Linked DNA regions of Homo sapiens: region 1 is linked to region 2. Evidence: read pairs that join two places in POLR2A ChIA-PET (ENCODE). Cell type or tissue: OCI-LY7. All regions are shown on one strand.

Region 1 (4,000 bases), 240 kb after region 2:
TGGTGGCAATAATGTATAATTTTTATTTTATTATTTTCAGCAACAAATGTGTTTTTACAGTTATTTGGAAAGTTATTTTCAATAATATTCAAGGAGCTTTTCACATACTGAGCTCTAGACTTGCTTCTGAATTATGATCAATAATACACTCCTACCATAGACTATTGTCACAATTATGCAATATCAATTTCTCAGTACAACTCAATACGTATGTAGCTTGGTATGTTCCAGGCTAGTGTTTCTCAAAAGTACCTGATTACTAGGTGCCTTTAAAAAATACCCATTCCCAGGCTTTGCCATAGTGACTCAGTAGTCTGGGTAGACCCTCATTCTGGAAATTTTAAAAAAGAAATTTTAATGGCTATTCATAGCATTTAGAGAATAGTTGAGAAGACATTTTCCCCAACATTTTAAAGTCAGCTCTGTATTGCTATGTGACATATACGGCCGGTAGTCTCCAACAAAGAAATATTCCATGACGGCAAAATAATCACTCTTCCATTATATCCAGAGGTCAGCACAATTTTTCTCTAAAGGGCCATATTAGAAATATTTTACACTTGTGAGCCAGGCACGGTGGCTCACATCTGTAATTCCAGCATTTTGGGAGGCCGAGGCAGGCGGATCACCTAAGGTCAGGAATTTGAGACCAGCCTGGCCAACATGGTAAGACCCCGTCTCTACTAAAAATACAAAAATTAGCCAGGCGTGGTGGCGAGTGCCTGTAATCCCAGCTACTCAGGAGGCTGAGGCAGGAGAATCACTTGAACTCGGGAGGTGAAGGTTGCAGTGAGCCAAGACCACACCATTGTACTCCAGCCTGGGCAACAAGAGCAAAACTTCATCTCAAAAAACAAACAAACAAACAAAAAAACAGAAAGAAAGAAATATTTTACACTTATGAGCTCTTAAGGATCTCTGTCACAACTACTCATCTCTGCCTCTGTAGCATAAAGGCAGCCATAGACAACATGTATAGGAATGGATGGGCTCTGACTTTATTGACAAAAACAGGAAACAAATGCACATGGCTGTGTTCCAAAAACACTTTATTTACAAAGAGAGAGCAGCCTGGATTTGGCCTGCAGACTATAATTTGCCAGCCTCTCCAGATCGAACATCCAGTGGACGGCCTTATCCTGACTGAACATCCAGTGGACAGCCAAGGCACAGCTCCCCCCACAGTGCCGTATGGCACATGCAGAGTCCTCTGGGAGAAGTAACTCTTCTTTTGCTGCCACTTTCTTCAATTCATTCTTCCCAACTCCATCCCCATAAAAAAATTTTGTCAGATTTCTCAGTTAGTAAAGCAAAAGTCCCAAAGTTATGTATTAACCCTGCTTTTCTATGAAGCACTGATACATCTGTTTGAAGAAAACACCAGTGAATAAACACCTCTTCCAATTGGTTCATGAGACTGCATGTGCAGGCCATGGTAAGAAAGTGCCACGGGACCTGTTCCATACTGTGAGCTGGTCTTGTGCCATTGCTCTTTGGAGGAGCCTCTTCCTCCGCTCCTGACCCCAGTGAAATGTCAGGTAAGGTTTCCCAGGTTTCCCAGGAAGCCTTCTTGCAGTGCTAACTTGCAGTAATGTTGTTACTCCTTCTCAAACCTTCTCGTAGGGCAATGCAATGAAAAACCACAAAGCAAGGATCAAGGCTCAACGACAAAAACAAGACACCACCTCCCCCAGGAACTTCTTTTTATTTTAATTGACAAAGAAAAATTGTATGTTTCTAGAGTAAGGATTTCTGATCACATACTGTCACAGCCTTTGATTTTAAGGGTAACTGGGAGCCACTTTTCCTAATCAAAGTTCACTTCAGGCTTAAGATAGCAGAATGATCAACCCTATATCATTCGTGCCCCCAAAGCTCAAGAGAGGAATGACAGGGGTTAGAACCACTGAACCACTCAATGGTTTCTCTTTCACTAGCTTTGTGGTTCCCTTAATGAAGGAGACAGAGCAATGTGCAACATTTAAGTCAGGCCACCTGGGTCTCCAACCCAGCTCTGTCTCTTACTCATGTAGGACTTTGGTTAAATTACTTAATAAATTATATGCCACAAATTCCCCAAGTATAAAATGGGGGATAATCATAGTACCTGTCCTACAGGTTGTTATGACAATTAAAAGAGCAATACAAGTACGTGCAACAATGCCAGAAATAAAACAGGCACTATGTAAATAGAAATCATTTTTTCAAGGGGGCAAAAACATAGGAAAAAACCACATCCAAAGGGTACCTAGATTCAGAAGACCTGGGTTTGCATTGTGATGCTGCATTCAAAAGCTGTGGAAGTTTAGACCAGAGACTTCATACCTCCAGGACTCAGTTTTTTCATCTAGGTTGACAAACTTTTTTTGTAGAGGGCCAGGAGATAAATATTTTAGGTTTTTCAGGCCATACACTTTCTGTTACAATTACTCATCTCTGCTGTTCTAAGTTGAAAGTAGTCATAGACAATATGCAAATGGATGGATGACTCCAGTAAAACTTTATTTACAAAAACAGTAAGTAAATGTGTATAGCTGTATTCCAGTAAAAGTACAGACACTGATATTAGAATTTCATATAATTTCCAAATGTCACCAAAGATTATTCTCCTTTTGATATTTGTCAAATATTTTAAAATATTAAAACCATTCTTAGCTCCTGGGTCATACCAAAACAGGCTGTGGGACAGACTTTACCTGATCCTCAGAGTTTTTGGACCCTTGATTTGTATAGCCAACAAGCAAGCATGGACTAACTCAGGGTTTCCCCAGATGGGAATAACGTGATGTGTGTGTAGCCACTGTTTTGCCTTTTTAACTTGATTTAGCTATCTATTTATCTAAATGGATTAATCTTTTATCTAAATATTTTATTTATGAAAACTTAAATGGTTTTATACAATTTGAGTTTACCATTTAAAGTTAATTAAATGTGACACATGTGTTCTTTTTTTTTTTTTTTTTTTTTTTTGAGACGGAGTCTCACTCTGTTGCCCGGGCTAGAGCACAGTGGCGCGATATCGGCTCACCTCAACCTCCGCCTCCCAGGTTCAAACGATTCTCCTGCCTCAGCCTCCTGAGTAGCTGGGATTACAGGTGCCTGCCACCACGCCCAGCTAATTTTTGTATTTTTTAGTAGAGATGGGGTTTCACCACCTTCGCCAGGCTGGTCTTGAACTCCTGACCTCATGATCCACCAGCCTCAGCCTCCCAAAGTGCTGGGATTACAGGCATGAGCCACCACCCTTGGCCTGTGTTCCTTTTCTATAAACACCTAGACAGCAGACTCTTGGAGAAAGAATAAATTTCCTTTAATATTTTTGACTGTATGAGAAAATAATGTTTATCTTATATTTTAGTATTTATATCTTTCCCAAGAATATAACCTAGAAGGACTAACAGCACCAAATTTTAAAGCTTGTTATTATAGTATAGATAGATTTACTTTACCTTCTTAATGTTATCCTAAGGAAAACATAAATTTCTCATCATCTGTTAATATCCCAGTGTGTACCCCAAAAAGGAAGAGCACTCTCTTCATTAACAGAACCAAATAGCACCATCACACCAACAACCACCACCACAGTAATTCCCCAACATTACCCATCATCAGACAGCATTCAAACCTCCAATTTTATCACAAACATTTTCAATTGTTTTCTCCATTAATTTTTAAATTTTTAATCAAGATCCAAAGTCCGGACACATGATGGACTGCTAAGTTTTTATATTTATAAATCTACAATTACTCTTCCTCCCTCTTTTTTTGCAAATTTATTTGTTAAAGAAACTATAGAGTTCCCAAAGTTACACCTCCATAATGTTTTTTAATATGCTTCTCTGTTCTCTCTGTCCACTGTAAATTAGCCATTGGATCTAGAAACTCGGTCAGATTCAGATGTGACTTTCTTTTTTTGCAGGACTACTTCATAGACAGCGAATAACATTTATTTAAAAGATCAGCCGGGTACAGTGGCTCATGCCTGTAATCCCAGGACTTT
Region 2 (4,000 bases):
GGAACAATGGCAGCCACCAACCAAAGGTTCTGTAGTGGTTGACTAGGGCTGCCATAACAATGCACCACAGGCCGTGTGCCTTAAACGACAGAAATGTATTCTCTCACAGTTCTGGAGGCTGGATGTCCAAAATCAAGACATCAGCAGGGTTGGTTCCTTCTGAGGCTGTGAGGGAGACTGTTCCATGGCTCCCTCCTAGCTTCTGGGGATGAAGGTGATCTTTGATGGTCCTTGGCTTGGAGATGCATCACCCAGTCTCTGCCTTCCTCTCCACATGGAGTTCTCCCTGTGTGTGAGCCTGTCTCCAGTCTCCGCATTTTAGAAGGACATCAGTCATACTGGATTAGGATCCACTCTAAAGGTCCACCCTAAAATGACCTCGTTTTTACTTGGTAACAACCCTATCTCCAAATAAGGTCACATTCTGAAGTAGTGGGGGTTAGGATTCTAACACATGAATTTGGGGGGCACACAATTCCCCTCATAACAGGCACTAAGTCTTTAGAGCCGAGCGGAACATGATGTGGCCAACTAGCCACATGTGGCTACTGAGCACTTAAAATCTGGCTAATCTAAATCGAAATGAGCTGTGAGTGTAAAATACACACCAGATTAAAAAAAATGAATGTGCAATATTGCAATAATTTTTATATAGATTACCTGATAAAAATAATATTTTGGATATATCTGGTTAAATAAAATATAGTACAGTATTCAAATTAATTTCACCTCTTTTTTTACTTTTTAACATGTGGTTTCTAGAAAATTTAAAACTTCACATGCAACTTGCATTTGGCTCATTTTATATTTCTACTGGATGACACTGATCTAGAAACAGAAATTCAGAGTCTTTGACACCTGGTCATTTTGTGAAAAGTTTCTGAAATTTCTACATTGTTCTCTGACAAGGATGGCAAAATTAAGCATTCAATTCACTGAATTGAAGTGACATGTAGCATATGGTAAATATCAAACTTTATACCTGTGTAACCAACTCTAAATTTTAAGTAAGTTCTCATAGAACCTAAGTGGCAGATATATTTGATCAATAAGGATCACACTTCATTTTTATTACTAAGAACTCAATTTGGAACAGGCCACCCAATATCATCTTATAAGAGTGGCTTTTGTTTAAAGCAATCACCTTTTCATTTACCTTGTGTAAGAAAAACAAGGCTGCTTATCAAGTGTGACTTTATTAATAATTACATCAGAATGGCATGGGTCCTTATTAAAGACGGTATACAAGTGAGATTTTGCATATGCTTTGTGCAGATAAATCATGAGCTCCATAGTAAAGTTATGTAAATGGAGATGCGTTTTTGCTTTTATGAAATACACTGGGTTATAAATACTCTGACCTTGTTTATGGAGGAAGCTGGTTTGTTCACTTAATGAAGACATTAATTTGCCATTCAGTTTGGACTGATTACTCATTAGCTGCCATCTCCTGACCAACAGCTCTGACTTACAAACCCAGGCTGGTGATCGGATCGTAGGTAGTGGTGTGCTGCCATCTATAGCTGGAACGAGAAAAAGATCAAAGTGCAGCAAGGTCTGCAAAGCCACAACTACTAAAAAGAGTTACAGTATCAAAACATTAACAATTTTTTTTAAAGCTAGACAAAAAAAAATACACTCCAAGGTCTACAACTACGGCTCTTTCCCCTTGTTAAAATCATTGTAAGTATTGATTGATTTGCAAGCAAAACAAAACCTAGATAAAGCAAGCTGTATAATATCCCAGCTGCAAGCCTTAACCCAATTATTGTTGGTGGAGCAGGTGCAAAAACATCTGCAATACTGATAACTCAAATGGCACAAAACCTACTGTAATCATTTTCCAAGTCAGCTACTGCTTGCCTTTGCCCAGAATTCATGTCAGGATTTCTTTTTCCACTCTTCAGTCTTTTTCCTACTCCAGGATGCCGCCATCAGCAACGTTCAACAAACATTTTTGGAGACCCTACTATGTTCCAGCCATTGTCCTGCTTGAGATGCAGCACAGACCAAACGCATCTCCTGGCCTTGCGATGATTACATTCTAGTGGAGTGAGACAGACATTAAACACTAGACTAAGTAAACAAGCTCATTCTATACTATGTTGGGAGGTGGCAGGCATTACAAAGAGAGAAAACAAGAGGGCAGGATATGGGGATGGGGATTGGAGGTAGAATGGTAGGAAGGAGGAAGCATGTGGGGTTTTTTTTTGTTTTTTTTTTTTTTTTGAGACAGGGTCTTGCTCTGTTGCCCCAGTCTGGAGTGCAGTGGTGCCATCTCAGCTCACTGCAACCTCCACCTCGTGGGTTCAAGCTATTCTCCTGTCTCAGCCTCCTGAGTAGCTGGGATTACAGGTGTGTGCCACCACACCTGGGTAATTTTTGTATTTTTAGTAGAGACAGGGTTTCGCCATGTTGGCCAGACTGGTCTTGAACTCCTGAGCTCAGGTGATCCACCCACCTCGGCCTCCCAAAGTGCTGGGATTACAGGCGTGAGCCACTGCGCCTGGCCAGATGCAGTCTTAATGAGGGCAGTCAGGGGAGCCTCACTGACAAGATGACAATGGGGCAAACATGACATTCCCAGGAGTTCCCAGGAGAGGACAGGGGCCTGGGAATGAGGCCAGAGGGTTGGGGAGGGAGTTCATTGTGGAAGGCCTCTGAGGCCGCCGACAAAATAGCAGCTTTTAGCTGAGTAAAATATCACTTCTTGCTTTTAGATATCTGCCTGATGGACAGCTACGTTTTGTGAGCCCAAAGTATTTGAGACAGGTCTCAATTAATTTAGAAAGTTTATCTGCCAAGGCTAAGGACGTGCCTATGACAGCGTCAGGAAGTCTTGGGTACATGATGACATGTACCCAAGTGGTCAGGGCACAGCTTGGTTTTATACATTTTAGCTTGATTTTATACATTGATGAGACCTCAATCAATATGCATAAGAGGTACATTGGTTTGGTCCAGAAAGGTGGAACAACTCGAAGTAAGGGATTCCAGGTCAGAGGTAGATAAGGGACAAAAGGTTTCATTCTTTGGGGTCTTCGATCAGCCTTTCACTGAATACATGTGAGGTGGAATGAATAGAGGAATAGTCACTGATGCCTTAGTCTGACTCAGTGAATCTGCATTTTTACATAAACAATAGGTCAGAGGAAGCAATGAGAAATGCATTTGTCACAGGTGAGCAGAGCAATGATCAAGAGTTCTGTCTGTCCTCTGTCCTGGGCCTGTGAAGATAAGGTATCAATTAATATGGCCAGGATGAAGTTCAACAGAACTGTTTTAGGGTAAAGATCTTTGAGGCTCACAAGGAATTTCCTTACGGGCAAATTGTGAGGGAGGTATGTAGCTTTTTTATTTTTATTGTTTTTCTTTGTAGTTATTTTATTTAGGAATAAAATGGGAGGCAGGTTTGTCTGATGCAGTTCCCAGCTTGACTTTTCCCTTTGGCTTAGTGATTCTGGAGTCTTGAGATTTATTTTCCTTTCACGGTTTTCCCCATTTCTTTCTTTGCTTAAAATCGTGTTTGATAGTTTTATAATCGTGGTGGTGGTTATTGTCTCAAGATTCATGAGTACTCGCAAAAGCAAATTTTAATAAATAACAACTGTTCACCCCAGATGGACTTCAATTTTTTTTATTCACAGAGAGATTTCGATATACCTGGTTATAATCATACTAGATACATAAATCACTTGCTTTCATGTTTAGCATCTGTCATGAGTATTTTTCATTTTATTCCATGTTTACCATAAACATTTTGTTAGCTAAAAACTCATAAAGAGACAATCATTGTGTCAAACATTTGATTTTACTGTGAGGATTAAGGGAAAAATTATAAAAAGAGCCGAGTACAGTGTCAAATCTTAGTTTGAGTAGAGATACAATATAGTGCTTTGCTTTTTTCCATTTCTAAAGGTCTATTCAAAATTATTTACTATGATAAATGCTATGATGGACATCTTGATATAAGAAGAAATTTTTATTATTATTATTATGG

Evidence for each region. ChIA-PET counts read pairs that join two places held together with the same protein. Peaks named below come from ENCODE experiments on the same cell type or tissue, not always from the same donor. Only the 100,000 strongest peaks of a DNase experiment are listed, where the experiment ranks them.
Region 1: POLR2A ChIA-PET joins it to region 2 with 6 read pairs; 3 of 35 experiments call an interaction of 5 or more read pairs at or near these places.

Annotation. Positions count from the first base shown.
Region 1 is chr21:29,123,324-29,127,323 of GRCh38, reverse strand. It overlaps a transcript of MAP3K7CL not described here. Among named protein-coding and RNA genes, the nearest start is that of MAP3K7CL, 5.3 kb to the left of the region's middle. RefSeq lists a silencer at 1,893-1,942. In OCI-LY7, a CTCF peak has its summit at 1,910; a DNase peak (open chromatin) is centred at 1,933; H3K4me3 peaks cover 1,309 bases; H3K27ac peaks cover 1,001 bases.
Region 2 is chr21:29,359,075-29,363,074 of GRCh38, reverse strand. It overlaps a transcript of BACH1 not described here. Among named protein-coding and RNA genes, the nearest start is that of BACH1-IT2, 11 kb to the left of the region's middle. In OCI-LY7, CTCF peaks have their summits at 1,358 and 1,557; no DNase peak of the experiment used is centred here.